Regions from separate parts of the Homo sapiens genome. Here region 1 is linked to region 2. Evidence: chromatin loops called from intact Hi-C (ENCODE). Cell type or tissue: endothelial cell of umbilical vein. All regions are shown on one strand. Each heading gives the region's core, and the rest is flanking DNA. Links, peaks and the distances in the headings are about the cores only.

Region 1 (8,278 bases), core at 1,362-6,361, 400 kb before region 2:
CGGCGCATCTCAAGTCAGCCTTCCTGAAATCCAATAGGTAATAAAGACCAAGCCCCGCGCTTCGGAGATGAGAACAAATACAGGGATTGTATTTTAAACACTCTGTGTAAGGTCTGTTGTATCTCCATATCCTTTTGATACTCAACTTTCCTTTAACAACGACAACAAAAAAAAAAAAAAAAGAAAGAAAGAAAGAAAAAAAAAGAAGAGGAAAGAAAAGAAAAAAAATATTGCCAGCCAGGTTCCTGGACACTCTGACCGTTAGTTACCACAAGTCCACTTTTCTAATTATTTGTTTCGTTGGTTGAGTTAAAGCATTCAGTGCAGGCTTCTCACATTTCTATACTTCTTTTTATAACAGCAGCTTCCCTAGGAGGCTACAGCTGAAATGGCCTCAGACCATACCTGACAATCTTTGCTTCTCTTCAAAAGAAAACTTGGCTGAACAAAATCAGTCCCAGTCTATCACTCTGCTCTAAGGAGTCTTTGCGATTAAAGGCTTGATGTTTTTTCTTTAAAAAGAAAAGAAAAAAGCTGCCAGCAATAATTAGATTAGACACGAATAAGATTTACTACAAAGTTCGTGAAACTACTTTCCTTAAGCAAGTTGGCAGAGTTTGCGTTGCGCTCAGCACCAGTGGGCAGGGTGGTGTGTCGAAATGACCTATTTTACAGGTGTAAAAGAGTTTTGCAGGCTTAATGAGACGTGGGGGTTTTTCTTTTTTGCCTCTTCCTTTTGTCATTTTCTAATTTCTCCACTTTGGTCCAGAAATCCAGAAGCATACACATTTCTTTCTTTTTTCAGCACACCTCTCCGTAAAGCTCCAACAGTGTTGCTCTGTAACTGTTGTTCTACCAGAACTTTGCTTCTTCGGTGTGTTACTTTACTTTATGAGCTGGTGCTGAAAACCTCTTAGAACAAGCAGCAAAAGTTAACATGCTGATGTTCACAATTAGGGCTCTGTAGGAGGCAAGACACAATCATAATGCTTCTTGGATATACAGCTAGAAGCTTCTTGTCCCTCTTAAGTTCTGTAGAACTTCATGTATACTCTTTGCGTCCATAGGAAAACTAGTAGAATTCAACTAAGGTCTGTAGCATCCATAAATGGGTTCTTGCCTACTATTAGCAACACTTGATGGATTACCAGAAAGAGATATTGCTCTAAAAGTGAACATTTTTTCACACCCAGAATGGATTCTGGCACCTGATTAAAAACCACAGTGTTAGAGCTGAACAGCTAATCTTATGTCTGCATTACAAGCAGGAAGGAGGAAGGTAGAGACAAGAGCACACAAGACATTTGTTTCCCCTTAAAAAGCTTCCCCCAGCCCCATCCAGTGACCTCCACTTACACCTTTGTGAGAAATGGGTAATATGCATCCCCTAGCTCCAAGGAAGGCTGGGGAGGTGATTATTTTGTTCTGGGAACATTGCCACTCTAAACAAAATCAAGGATTTGTTAGTAAGGAAGAAGAGGAGACAGATATCGGGTAGAAAGTTGTTAGTTTCTATTAACCTTGAGTAAGTCCATTCAACTTTCAGAGCTTCAGTTTTCTCTTCTATAAAATGACTGGTGTTGACTAAATGGTCTCTAACCCCTTCCTGTTCTTAACCCTAAAATCTCTGATCTGAGGATCCCTTTGCCATCTGGCCGCATTAGCTGCCATTCTCCTCCCTGAAAAGATCGCTCTTAAAAAAGGGCTGTCCACCTGATCACTTGCTACTAGAAAATACTCCAGACAAAATATCCTTATCAGTTGCCTAGATTCCTACCCAAGACCAAGAAAGTGGTGGAGGCAAGAGTTTTAGAGAACATAAGTTGGGTCCTGAGCATTTATTTACACCAATGCCTGGTGGTATTTACCACTCTTTATTGTCGTTGTGTGAAGAACACTCTGGAGCATTAAAGACCTTTCAAAGAAGATAGGCATATAAAAATGAAGACCACATTGAAATTTCTTCTGAAATTCTATGCATGCACTCACTTCAAAGACACAGGGTCAAACTGTCAATAGGTACCAAATAAAAGTTGCTTTATTATGTCCCTTTCTTCTGAAAAAAAGATTAAAATCATATAAATTTAAAACTTCACTCCCTAAAAGAACCAAAATTAAGAAAAATGTTAATTCATATTTCTCTAAAAATAAGAATGAAATTAACATGACAGATGCTGCTTCACAGGGGACTTCCCCACCTAAGAGGAAGATATTTAATAGAGGGATTATATGATGTGTGAATTTTTCACACTGAGAAGACCAGCAATATTAAAGGGTCCCTTGCTGTGGAAAATCTGCTAATTGCCAACTTTCATCAAATGGAGAAAATTCTTCAACTGCTCTATTGCTATGCCAATTATTGAAATAAGTATTACATAGAGATTTACAACATTCTATTTTCTCCTTCTGATGGCAACCAGCATAATACATAATAGCTTGAACAAATAACATCAACAAAATACACAATCCAAGTTTTCTTTTTAATGGTGACACACAAATTGTATTTTTGAAGGTTTTGAATTTAAAATCTGTGAAGAATGTTCAGCTTTTTAAGAGTTAGAGACTGAAGAAACCTAAAATATCTTACTTTTAATAAACTCTCACATTTTCTTAGTTTTTATTTCAAAAATGTAAACCTAAAATTTGACTGATACCTGTATTCAAAAAGGTCATTTTAAAAAAAAAATCTTTTTTGAATAAGCTTTATTGAGGTACAATTTATATACCATAAAATTCACTAATTGTCAGTGTACTGCTTAGTTATTTTTATTAAATTATGGATTTGTAAAACCATCTCATAATCTGGTTTTACAATATTGGAATATTCATTTATTGAGATTTTCTTTAATTTTTCCAAGCAATGTTCTATCACTTTTAATGTTCAGATATTGTACTTATTGTATTACATATTGCAAGGTACTCCTTTTAATATTATTGTGAATAAAATTGATTTCTTGGTGTCATTTCTTGGATTGTTAATTACTGTTATATAGAAACACAACTGATTTTTGCATAAGGTTGTGTTTTACAATGGGGCAAAATTCACTTATCAATTCCAGATTTTATTTTCAGATTCCTTATAATATCATCTGTAATTAAAGACAATTTTATTTCTTCCTTTCCAATCTGTATGCCTTTATTTTTCTGCCTTATTACTCTGGTTAGAACCTCCAGTAGAACCTCCATTGAATGCATGCAGCAAGTGTGGGCATCCTTGCCTTATTCCCAATCTTGGGGAAAAAGCATTCATTCTTTCACCATTAAGTACTGATTGGTTTGGCTACATTCCATGACTTTTGATTTTTTTAAAATTAAGTTAGAAATATTTTTAAAATTTCCTATTGTGATTTTTTTGACCCATGGGTTATTTACAAATGTGTTAATTTCCAAATTATTTCAAATTTCCAAATAGTTTAGATTTTCTATTTTTCTGTGTGTTGATTTCTAATCCAATTCTGTTTTGAGCAAAGATCATCCTTTGAATGATTTTAATGTTTTTAAATATATTCAGGCTTTTTAATAGTCTAATGTGGAAGTCAGCAACTTTTTCTTAAAGGGTAAGATATTAATGAACATTTTAGACTTGAAGCCATATAATTTCTGTTACTACTTGGCTTAGTACGTGTTGCTACAAAAGATTAGCCTGGGACTGGATAATTTATAAGGAAAAGAGGTTTATTTGGTTCATGGTTCTGCAGACTTTACAGGAAGCATGGTGCCAGCATATGCTTCCAGTAAGGCTTCAAGAAGATTCCACTTATGGCAGAAGGTGAAGGGAAGCTGGCATGTCACATGGCAAGAGGGAGCAAGAAAGAAAGGAGGGGGGGGGTGTCATGCTCATTTTAACAATCCGTTCTCATGAGAACTAATAGAACAAGAACTTAACTCATTACCACGAGGACAGCACCAAGATACTCATGAAGGATCCACCTCCATTACCAGAATAGCTCCCACTGGACCCCACCTCCAACATTGGGGATCAAATTTTAACAGTAAATTTGGAGGGGACATATATCCAAACTATATCACTGCTCAACTCTGCTGTTACAGGATGAAAGGGACCATTGACAATAGGTCCACAAATAGGTACACAAATGAATGTGGACATGTTTCAATAAACATTTATTTATGAAAATAGGCAGCTGAATAAGCACATGAAAAGATGCTTGACGTTATTAGTCATTAGGAAAATGCAAATCAAAACCACAATAAGATACTACCTCATACTCACTAGAATGGCTAGAATCAAAAACAGAGAGAATAACAAGTATTAATGACAAAGTGGAGAAATTGGAATGCTCTTAGAATTCTTAGAACTTAGAATTACCATATGACTCAGCAATTCCACTCCTAGTTATATACCCAAACGACTTGATAACAGGGACTCAAACAGATACTGGTACACCAGGGCTCATTGCTACATTTTTCACAATAACCAAAAGGTAGAAACAACTCAAGTATCTGTCAATAGATGGATAAACAAAATATATATACATATAATGGAATTTTTTCAGCCATAACATGTAATGAACTTTTAACATTTGCTACAATATGGATGAACATTGAAAACATTATGCTAAGTGAAATAAGCCAGAAATAAAAGGATAAATATTATATAGTTTCACTTATATGAAATATCTAGAATAGACAAACTCATAGAGACAGAAAGTAGAGGGGCTGGAGAGAGTCTGGAATGGATTGTTTAATGGATAGAGTTTACATTGGGAGTGACGAAAAAGTTTTGGGTATAGATAGTGGTAATGATTGTACAACGTTTTGAATATAATTAATGTTACTCAGTTGAACACTTAAAAATGGTTTAAAAAAAACTAGGCAGCTGCCCCCTGGCCTGTAATTTACTAACCCATAGCCTAGAATATCACCTATTTTGGATGATATTCCATGTGTGCTTAAGAAGAGTGTATATTCTCCTGGTTATTGGATGAAGTATTCTACAAATGTCAGGTAAAGTTGATTATTTCTCTCTCTCTCTCTCTCTCTCTTTTTTTTTTTTTTTTTTTTTTTTTGGTGACAGGGTCTTGCTCTATTGCCCAGGTTGAGTGTGGTGGTGCAATAACAGCTTACTGCAACCTCCACTTCCTGGGCTCAAGCCATCCTCCCACCTCAGCTTCCTGAGTAGCTGGGACTACAGGTGCATGCCACTACATCCAGCTAGTTTTTCTTTCTTTTTTTTTTTTTTTTTTTTTTTGTAGACATAGGGGGTCTCACTATATTGCTTAGGCTGGTCTTGAACTCCTGGGCTCAAGCAATCCTCCAGCCTTGGCCTCCCAAAGTGCTGGGATCACAGGCATGAGCCTCCATGCCCAGCCTTAACAGTGTGTTTTCTCCAGAAATTTATTACACACAATCTTTGGCCTAAAGAGAGCAACAAAATTCCTTGGGATTGTTTGTGTCACAACAAAGGATCACTCCTTGTCTTAGAGTTGCTCAAATGGTAGAATTAGAACAGTGTGCACATATCCTAAAGCTATCCTCATTCTCAGGGGATGATATTTCTCTAGCAAGCAAGACTTTGCCCAGGAACAAGCCTAGGATGGCCAGCCCAGGCTATCACAGGAGCCAGTGGCCTCCTAAGACATGCTGTTGAGCACATGGCCTTCATGTCCCTCTGTGCCTGAATCTCAACTAGATCTACGGAATCGCAATGTGCCAATATTATTCATTCATTAAATAGTCCATTAAATATAAGTCACCACCTACTGTGTGCCTGGCAGTGTCTGGCAATGGAGATTCAGCAGTAAACAAAATAAACGAGACTTTTAAAATACAGATGTCCTTTTAATACCATGCTGTGTTTTGAAAGCTTTTATTTTGTATGGGGCTTTTTGATGCTACGGCAATATGATCTTGGTAGGTAGGGCAGAACCTTTATTTCCCTGCAGGGTACACAGTGAAATGATACACCATTTCTTTCCTAGGAAATGAGATATGTGGAGATCATCAGTTAGTTTGTCATTAGATATGGTAGAACCATATTGGATAACCAGTGTTCTCTTAACTAAGGTCCTGACTAGCTATTCACCCACTCCCTCCCCCCACTTCTCTCTCCATCAACCCCCACACTTTCACATTAGGTCAAAAATTCTTTGGGCGATGACAACTTCTATAGGTACAAGGAAAGTAGGGTTAAGAGAGAAATCTGCCTCTGATCAATACAGCTGCAGCATCATCATAAATAATTTAACCACTTACTCTGTTTTTAGTTTCTTTGATCTGCTTCTCTCATCTTGCCTGGTTGTGTTACTGCCACAAAAGTTTGCTCTTTGAGAGGATGAAGAACCTTCTAGTCATACCTCAGTCATCATCCTGGGGCAAAGGTCCACTTTGTATTACTCCTCCTGCCTCATGCCTCATAGCTAAGCATCAATGTTTTTTTACCATTCTGAAGGTTCCTGGGTGTTGCTTTGAAATGTTCTAAACCAGAAATAATGAGGTTTCTTATTAGGCTGACCCTAAGAGCTATCATCCTGTTGTTCTTTATTTATTTTAGAAGATTGCTTGTTATGTGGGTGTAGAGGGAGGCAAGCTAGAGAGAGGAAGAGGGATAATTTATAGGATCTCAGATTCAGTTCGAGTATTCCTTTTAGGGGCAGTGAGTGAGGAGATAGGGTATATTAGGAGGTAGTAATTAGTATAGTGTTGGCTACTGTCTGATGGACAAACATGTAGTTCATTGGCTCCAGCAAAATGATAAATCATATCGATTTTTCTATTTTGCCACTCACACATATTTTAAAAATCTTGTTGTGCCAGGGTTCCTCAATAAAAGGCACAGCTCTTATCTCCATTAAATTGAAATTTAAAATGTTAATAACACCAATATATGCTACCGACTTATTGATTAAACTGAGTATTTGGTAGAGCTTGAGCACTGTTGTTCTAGCTCTACCAAAAAGAGGAAAATATCTGGGAAGAAATTCACAGAATAGAAAAAAAGTGCTAAGAAAGGATTCTATACACATCACACCATAAAAATAACATTGACTTTGAGAAGCAGGAAGGACAAGTTCTTGGCAGAGAGGCTGGCATCTTTTCATCTGTCCCTAAATTACACACTGATCAGCCAATGCAAGGTGGGGAGCTATGATTTTTTTTTTTTTTTTTTTGAGATGGAGTCTCACTGTGTCACCTGGGCTGGAGTGCAGTGATGCGAACTCGGCTCACTGCAACCTCTGCCTCCCAGGTTCAAGCGATTCTCCTGCCTCAGCCTCCTGAGTAGCTGGGATCACAGGTGCATGCCACCACGCCTGGCTAATTTTTGTATTTTTACAAAAAATATATCTATTTCAGCATTTCACCAGCTTGCTAGGGGAGAACTTTGTGTTTCACAAGGCATTTGTTTACTCTTGAAAAGGAAAATTGTTGACATTTTCCTTCCAATATGCTTATCTTTAAAGATTTATAATATAAAATATTCTCTGTGTGATACATATTTATTTGAACTATTTGAATTTCCTATAATTCCAAAAGGAATTTTACCTTTCTTTTTCAGTATTCTATTAAGACAAATTTGGTTTACCCTTATGAAAAGAAACACTTTTTATTTAACTGTAAAAGTACTCATTGAGTAAGAGTAACAAGCTTTAAATAATTTGTTACATATTATCCCATTTTTTGGTTAATAATGAAACAAAAATGACTATCAAATATTAAGTGTTAATATCTAACACATATTTGAGTCCAAAAAGTGTTTACTCAATGAATAAATGAACAAATGAATAAATATACTTACTTTACAATGGGAGAAACTGAGGTCAAAAGAAAAGTATTAGCCACAATCTAGTATACTATAATCCAACTAAAAACTATCTAACTATCTAATTCAAGTATTGTTTTCCCTTGTTTTATTTAGAAGACAAATGAAAGCTTTAGTACTGAACATTTTGAAACAGAAACCCGAGAATAATGCCTTGCGGGGAGAAAAGCTTCAGATTAAAATTTCGGAATAAAAATAAGGAGAAAAATAATTTTACCCAAACACCACTTTGCCTTTCCTTTACTCGTAAATTCAAGAGTCTCAAATAACCATTTAAATACTGTGAAGTTAAAGAATTTTCTTAATTATAAATAAATTGTGCTTAAGGGAAACCTGGAAGCTTTAGTAAGTTTCTAATTTTTAAAATTATGTGCACCACCTTATTTATATTTTCTAAATGACTATTCCAAGTGGGAAATAAATACAGTAATACAGTTATGTCTTCACCTGCCAACCAACACCACAGTTATGGTCCAATGAACTGTATTTTATGGTATATAG
Region 2 (8,278 bases), core at 2,252-7,251:
GCTCCTCATAGAACGTTTTGGTTCATGGCTATGAAGAGGTAACTGCAAAAAGATGTGTGCAGATCCCGGTACTGGTAGGGGATATACAAGTGGGGAATAAGAAAAAAGAAATTAAGCAAAATGTCTTTACTCAAGGATCTCTATAAAAATTTATTTTTAAGAAAGCCTGAGTAAGCATGTATATTTTTTTCCTGTGACTTTAAGTGTAATGACAGCATTAAAAATAAATTATGCTGTCAATATACAAAAAATATCTTTTCATTATAAGCATATATAAAGCCTTCTGCAACTATTACATATCACTTTATCGAATCCAAACTTTTTTGCTTGTTCCCTTTTGTGGTCCCTAGTTTTTCACATCCTCATAGAGGACAAAAGCCTTTAGAGATCCATCAATTCAACCCTTTCATTTCACAGATAAAGGAGGGTAAATAGTTTGCCCACAGTTACATTCATCCTCAGTGGCAGAAATTGGACTAGAACCAAGTCTCATGATCCCGAAGAGGGCTTTTCTCATTACATGACATGACCCATTCTCCACCCCATCCCTGATCTCAAGTGGACGATGCTCCCTCAATCTCAGATGGGCAGAAGGGCTGTGGAGGAAAGAAACAATCCTGTTTGGGGCCTCTCTGGCTTGTTAGGAGCATGGGGCTCTAGAATAGGAGGTAATAAAATACATCTCCTTCTATCCAAAGTCTTTATAAATAACCTATCACACACACACATGCACACAGTCAGGCTACTTTGAAGACCTAAATGAGAAATACTTCCTGAGAAGAGAATTGTGTGTGACGGAAACTTTTAAAGCTTCCATAAGAGAGGTTTTTGATTTAAAAAGTGAATATCTGGCCACTCACACAGTTATACGCCTTTTAGAAGCTCTGCAAATAAAGCCATAGTTACAAATGATGACTAATATGAAGAGATTTAAGCCCCAGGGGACGTCTGAACACCACTCCACGAAGTCCCTAACTACCACACTATCAAATGGGCTGTGAATCGGTGGTGGGAAATGCCTCCAAATATGCAGATTTCAGCAGAAAATACATTTGACTGGGTTCTTTTAAAAAGTTCCACCATTCTCACATCTATTTCTGATTTTATATGCATCAACGCTTAACATGCTAAATGTTCTATTCTGGCAATTCATATTTCTGGGTGATAGTACCCGAATGCTTATTGCAACATCCATGAGAGGTGCCTCAGGAGGAAGTGTGATCAGATCTCCTGGGGCCATTTTTTTTCTGTGTCCTTTGAGATCAAAATTCAGAGAATAAAAGTGTTGTCACATTTTTAAAAATGTCTGTCATACAAGTTTTTGTTCAAGGTTCAATACAAGGAATATGGATTGAGAATTCCTTTTTCATATCCATGAACTAGGAAAATTGTGAAAGAAAAGTCCTTGAAACTCTGACAATGTCAAGTTTACTGAAACATCAAAAAGTACCACAATTTTATAGGCTGTCCTGCAGAAATTTATCTTTCTTGTGCTCCATAGGTTTCTTTAAGGTGAAGACTCTCTTTTATTTAAACATTTCCTAGAAACTGCTTTCTCAAGTGAAGATTAATCATTTGGTTTACAAAACAAGAGCCAGCCACATGTTATATGTTTCATCTCAGGCAATAAATTGTCTTTGTACCATATTTCTTGTCTCTTTCCATATAGTTTGTTGTGTCTTATACACAGACTCCTGAAAAATTCTTTCTACTTGTGTAGGAAATCCACGACTTTCTTCCTCTAAGGCATTGATGGTTTGGAGGGCAAAGGGAGTCCTTTCTCGGGGAAGGGGATTGTTCAGGGGCCGCATGGGTATAACAGAGTTGTATTTATGCTGCCTGTTAACGGAGTTCATTAGGGACGTATAGAACTGGAAATTACACCAAGTATCTCTTAAAAAGTTTTCAGTCAGTAATAAGATTGTCCATGCAGACCCATTTACAGCATCATCTAAATTCTGTAAATGCTGTCTGCCACATGGCATCTCAGCAAAGATTATTCCGGGTTTGATACCAAAGTCATCTTGTAGCAGATTCTGGACTCTGAGGGCTTCATCTGTGTCATCTTCTGCATGCAATATCACAAATTTGAGGAACACCTCTTCTTCAGCTTCTTCTTCAAACATCTCTTCCACGCTCTGAGCTCCCTCCTGCTTTCCTGTTGGCCCCTCTGTTGTATTGCTGTGCTCAGCAACATTACACAAGGATAGATCTTCAGACTTCTTGGAATCTGACTCATGATATCCTGGACTTGTATCCACACTGTGCCTTTTACCCCAAGAGAGAGAAAGAGGGCAGGAATTTATTTTAGACTTCCCGATACCCATTATAAATATCCAAGGCAGAAGAGGAAAACTTTATGTATTTCTCAGCATTTCTTTTCAATCTAAAAGAAGTAACAAAACAGAAGAATATTATAAATTTAATCAAAACATTAAAAATGGAAACTTTCATTCAAACTGAAAAGCTCAAAAAGATTATAATAGACAGATCCAAATACATAAACGACAAACAGATAATTGGGAAGCTAAACTACTAATCTTTTGTGAGCTTTACAAGGGCTATCACAGGCAGCGAAGGGAACATTAAATAAAGGGTCCAGTTTAATATAATAGGAGACATTCGGAAAATGTAAATGGTGTTATATTAGCACTACAAACCTCCAGATTGAAATAAATTACGTTGGTATTTTTGTGATAGGTACCATACCGCTTTATCTTTTCATGCAGTTTAAATCTAATTTCTCCATTATCAAATTACCATGTAGACTAGAAACAGGAAAATATAAAGAAACTGAATATTCAATTAAGCATAAATATATTTCTGTATCAAGCACAAACAAAATAGAACACAAATATCCTAACAATGACTGGCAGCATCTCTACTGACAGCATAAACAGAAGATCTGAAATGTCAAGTGAAATGATGTCCAGGATTTACTGGTTCGGAGCTTTTTTTTGTTTGTCTGGAGTCAGGCATTGTGGTGATGGTGAATCTAATGGAGAATAAATTATAATAAGAGTGTGTGAAAAGTAAGAAATATCTTTTTCCAACGAATCCTGTAACTACTGAAGAAAATATATTTATTCACCTAAGGAAAAATTAACATCTCAGTTTGGAAATGAACTCTAGAAACAAAGACTTGAGACTTTCTCCAGTGAAATCAACAAAGAATGATTATAGTCTAGATTCATTCTTGTTTTTGTTGTTATTTATTTATTCATTTATTTATTTATTTATTTTTTGAGACAAGGTCTGGCTCTGTTGCCCAGGATGGAGTGCAGTGGTGTGATCTCAACTCACTGCAATCTCTGCCTCTCAGGCTCAAGCCATACTCCCACCTCAGCTTCTGGAGTAGCTGGGACTACAGGTACATGCCACACACCTGGCTAATTTTTTTTTTTTTTGGTTTTTTTTTTTTTTTGGTAGAGATGGGGTTTCATATGTTGCCCAGGCTGGTCTCGAACTCCTGGGCTCAAGCAATCCTCCCGCCTCAGCCTCTCAAAGCTCTGGGATTACAGGTATGAGCTACCACGTCTGGCCTAGACTCATTCTTTTATTTAAAAAAATTCTAAATTCAGAGTGGAAGAACTAGATCAACTGTGAAAGAAAAGTATACCATGTGAATCTAATTTAAATAAGTCTTCAGAAAACATTGGCAATATTCCTAATAAAATCCCCCAGACAGGCAGTTTCAAGGGGAATTCTTTTATTAAAAGACAGAACATTTAGAATATATAAATACAGGTTTCATACTTTCAAATGTGAGCCACAGACTATATTCCAGAGCATTTCTACTTGTTCTTTATGGGCAAAGGCCATACCTCAAGAAGAAATTATAACATTCATAACAACATAAGTAACATGGCTACATATGCCTACATAATTCAGGTTTAGAAGAAACTGTTCAACAAAAGTGGTGAAAACTGTCATGGGAACAAAAACCAAGGAAAAAAACAGAGAATTTCATTCAATGTATGTGAGTAAAAATGTTTGCAGCTGCCTCTGACTAGTGAGGAAACTGCTGACCACTCCGTCATTCACTCTGTCTGTACTTTAGGTTCTCGCTCCACGGTATATTGTGCTAGTTACCAAGAGGTATTCTAAGGCATAATAACTCTAAAATGTGACATATATCCATCCAAAATAATAAAACCAAATTAATTTGGACTCTCTTCATTGATTAGGATTCACTGCTGACTTTTGTTACTGCATCGTAAAAAAAAAGGGTTTTGCTATGCAAAGTTGCAGAAAGAAGTTTCCCCTGAATGAGAAAACAATAGTTAAACCATCCAGAGGCATCTATTTACTGTCAATTAAAATGATCTACACTTATCACTGAATTCAACACCATTATCTTAGTCACTAGCCGGTAAGACAAGTGCTTTGAAGGAATATAACAGCTATTTATAAAGAATATGAAAAACTTCTAGGGTAAGATAGTGTGTCAAGGCAGATCACAAAATCTTTTAAAATAAAAACAAAGAATTACAACTTCGACTTATTTTTCTTAAATACCAGTTAGCAAAAAAGAGCAAAAGACTTCAGAAATCTATGATGTGTTCCAACTTCCAAGCAGTGTCACCCACCTAATCAGACCGAGAGAAAAAAACTAGTGGCAATGTCTATAAAACTTTACCATCATCTTCTAATCTGGAGGGAGGGAGTAAGGAGACTGCCAAGGGAACAAGCTGTGGAAAGTTGTGCTGTTCCCACCACCACTGTGACTCAGACATGGAGAGATGGTCAGGATTCCTTAGTGCACTGTGGTTCCCAGGGCTGGGAGGAAGTGAGAGGACACGACTGTGCTTCACTGTTGGCCAGTTAACTCCATCAGTAAAAAGGGCTCTACTGGAACAAAGGAAAGGCATGGCGTGGTGAAGGAAATCTGGGGAAGGTTGGCCAAAGGAATCCTGGAAAGCCTCCTTTAAAGTTCTCCTCCTCCATCAGAACAATGAACACCAGGCTTAAAAAATTTAGGTTTCACCTCCTTGCTTCAGCTAAATGGAAGGAGAGTGAGGGTGCCACTTGGGAGACGCATGTGAGACCACTGTTCATAAAAATTAAAATGTGTATGTATATACATTTTCATTTACTTTTTTTAAAAAAAGGTGGTGGTGTGTCTCCATCCATCCTGTTACTTATTCCCATGGTCTCCTGCTGGTGACCACTTTTATCAGTTTCTCCTGCATCTTTCCACTGTTTCTCTATGAATATATATTCTTATTTTTCTTTCCTTTTTTCAAAAATGTCCCAAAATTCAAACAAGGATATTTTGAAAGAATATTCTTGTTATTCTTTCCTTTTCAAAAAAAGTATCATTATTCATATGTATACATGACATATAAATCCCAAACAGCAGTGGATAAACATTAGTATACATTGCTTTTTCCCTTTATATCTTCAGAGCTTTCCGTAACAGCGCATAGAGAACTTCTTCTTATTTACAACTACATAATCATGCAGCATGTGGCTATCCCATAATCATTCCCTGTTCTTGGATATGTGAGTTGTTTCCAGTCTACTACTAGGACAAACTATGCTGCAATGGATAATTCTGTACAAAAAGCATTTCATATGTGTGCAAGTTTATCTATAGAACAATTCCCCCAATGGGATTTCCATTTGTAACAGTGATTCATTTGGTCAAATTGCTCTCCGTAGGGCTGAGCCTTTTTTAAAAAAACTTATAACTTGATAGAATGACACCCCAACTCTATCCCTTGCCCCAGAAAAGACATAAGAGAAAAACTACCAATTACTGTTGACCAAAGCCCAACAGAGTGAATCATATCCATCCCCTCAGGCAACAGAAATGTGAAGAAACATAATCAATCCAAATGGTACCCTTAAACTAAAGTTCTGAAGGGAAGATCAATAGGCCTGAGATAAGAAGGAAGGAGAGTCCAGAATTTATCCACTTCATATCTATGCAAAAGAGGACCCCAGTAGAATTCTCTATATTAAACAGAAGAGGAATGAAAAAAACAACATGGCAAATATGCTATGGTGAATATGTAAAATATTACAGGAAATATAAAAGAATATAAAGGAGAATCATAGCGTACAAAAACAGATTTAAAATTCCATTTCATGAAGACTATGCACTCTGGAATCAGACTGCCTGAGTGTAAATCTCCTTCCTGCTATAAAATAACTGTGATTTTGTACAACTTAATCAATATATTTGTGCTTTTATTTCATTATCTGTAAAATAATTATAGTCCCTATCCTTAGGGGTTTTATGAAGATCAAAATGGCTTAGGATGGTGCTGGGCACATAGTAAGTACTCAATAAACATTAGCAGCTATTATTGCTATTAAATACATAACAAAGAAGCTAAAACATTTATACAACAAATGTTTATATTTTAGGGTGGTGCTAGTCAAAGCGTAGTCCATGAACAAGATGCCAGTCTCTGAACTGTTTCTTACCAGTCAATGAGGAGATAAGCAGATTGTGCCAGGATGTAAATCAACTACATCAGTAGGTATGCTGTTTAGCCAGCTGACATTTTTTTCCTAGCAAGACACTCTCAAAGCAGGAAGCAGCATGGTTTACATTCTGGTGCATGCTTCTTAGATTATCATGGACAAGCAGTTTGAATAACCTTGCTCTAGGAGGTACTAAAAAGAATATGCAATCAATGAAACAAAAATAGCAAAGATGAGATAAATTAACAGAATTAGATAAAAAGGGAGGCTATAGACAAATCAAGGATCCAAACACTATAAGGAAAATATAGAAACCGCAAAGGAGTGCCGTGGGGCTGGAGGGAGCCAAGGGTAGCCTAGAAGGAGATAAGCGAGAGCAGAAGCCAGGGGAGGATTTTGAGCAGAGGAGTGACATGATCTGACTAGTTTTCACAGGATCACTTTGGTTGCTGCACTGAGAATAGAAGGCAGGAATAGAAGGCAGGAAGGGAAGGGTGGAAGCAGGAACACTAGTTAGGAGTCTGTTGCAGAAACCCAATAGTAAAATGATGATGGCTTGAACCAGGATGGTAGTAGTAAAAGTGGTGAGAAGTGGCTAAATTTGGGGCATATTTTGAAAGTAGAACTGAGAAGATTTGCTGATGATGTTGACTAGGCATTGAATATAGAGTCTGGAGTGTAGGAGAAAGGTTCCAGCAGGGAGATGCATATTTGGCCTTTATCTTTGTATAGATTGTATTTGAGAAAGACAATATGAGATCATTAAAGACTATACAGGATTTTAAGGAGGTGAGTATAGATAGAAAAAGAAAGGCTGAGCCCTATGGCACTCCAACATTATGAAGGTGGAGTTATTGTTGTCATTATTATTAAGATTAACTATTCCTACAGTGATTTTTTATTTGTGTTGTGTTACAAATGATTTTTGGATAGTTGATGATCTGTCTTTAGGCTAGATTTATGGCAATTTGTTAGTCACTTCTACCCATTACTGCTATGACAACATGCAATTCATAAATCATTAATGAAACCATTAATTAAGGTAGAGTGTTGGAAAAAAAAAAAAAAAAACAGAACAGAAAGAACTAGCAAAGGAGGCAGAAAAGGACTAGTCAGTAAGGTTGATGGGTTGATGGAAAACCAGAAGAGAGTGGTACCCCAGCTGCTAAGGAAAGAAAACAGTTCAAGAGAAAGACAGTGCTTAACCGACTTCAAATGCTTATATGACTGGTCAAGTAGGGTGACCGATGAATGTAGCAATATTAAAATTTTAACATATTTAAAGAAATTTCACCTAGTACTGAATCCTTCAGCCTTGGAGAGCCTTTTTCGTTCATATCTGAACAGCACCATCTTGTGGCAAATATATGTAAAATCAAGATTCCTGTGTTCAATAAGTTTTGTTGTTAATAAATGTTTGTTATTAATAAATATTTTGGTGGAAACTCATTCTGCAGCAAAACATGCTAGGTTTTAGAGATGTGAAGCCAGGATAATTAAACAAGACAATTAGGACTCACTGCACAGGTGCTTTATTCAGAATATCAGGTGCCATGAAAGCACTCAGGAGGGCCATCTGCAGCACGGGACGCTTCACCCTTGCAAGACAAAGACAGGTGGACATTTTCTAGGCAGTGGAAGCAGCACTTGAAAAAACACTGAGGTACCAGAGGGCAAAGACTGTATGTTAGAATCATTTTGCACCGGACATTTATGGCTCAAGTCCATGAAGGAGGAGGCAGAAGAGGAAGGGAAAGAAGTAAGAGCAGGGGAAAGGTAAAGTAGATTAAAAGAGGTTCCTTATAAGGAACCTAAGGTATTTTGCTCAGGACTTTGGCTTTCA

The links. Hi-C counts contacts between places; a loop is a spot of excess contacts. Peaks named below come from ENCODE experiments on the same cell type or tissue, not always from the same donor. Only the 100,000 strongest peaks of a DNase experiment are listed, where the experiment ranks them.
Region 1: a loop joins it to region 2, with 2.2 times the contacts of the local background. A loop is called at or near these places in 1 of 110 quality-filtered maps.

The regions. Positions count from the first base shown.
Region 1 is chr5:115,180,668-115,188,945 of GRCh38, forward strand. No RefSeq gene overlaps it. Among named protein-coding and RNA genes, the nearest start is that of TRIM36, 15 kb to the left of the region's middle. In endothelial cell of umbilical vein, for the core only: no CTCF peak of the experiment used is centred there; no DNase peak of the experiment used is centred there; H3K27me3 peaks cover 808 bases.
Region 2 is chr5:115,578,930-115,587,207 of GRCh38, forward strand. It overlaps TMED7-TICAM2 (TMED7-TICAM2 readthrough), which reads right to left. Exons shown (of 4, transcript NM_001164469.4): 4 at 1-2,386. The coding sequence ends at 2,386. It overlaps TICAM2 (TIR domain containing adaptor molecule 2), which reads right to left. Exons shown (of 2, transcript NM_021649.7): 2 at 1-2,386. The coding sequence starts at 2,327. The coding sequence ends at 1,620. Among named protein-coding and RNA genes, the nearest start is that of TICAM2-AS1, 19 kb to the right of the region's middle. In endothelial cell of umbilical vein, for the core only: no CTCF peak of the experiment used is centred there; a DNase peak (open chromatin) is centred at 4,742.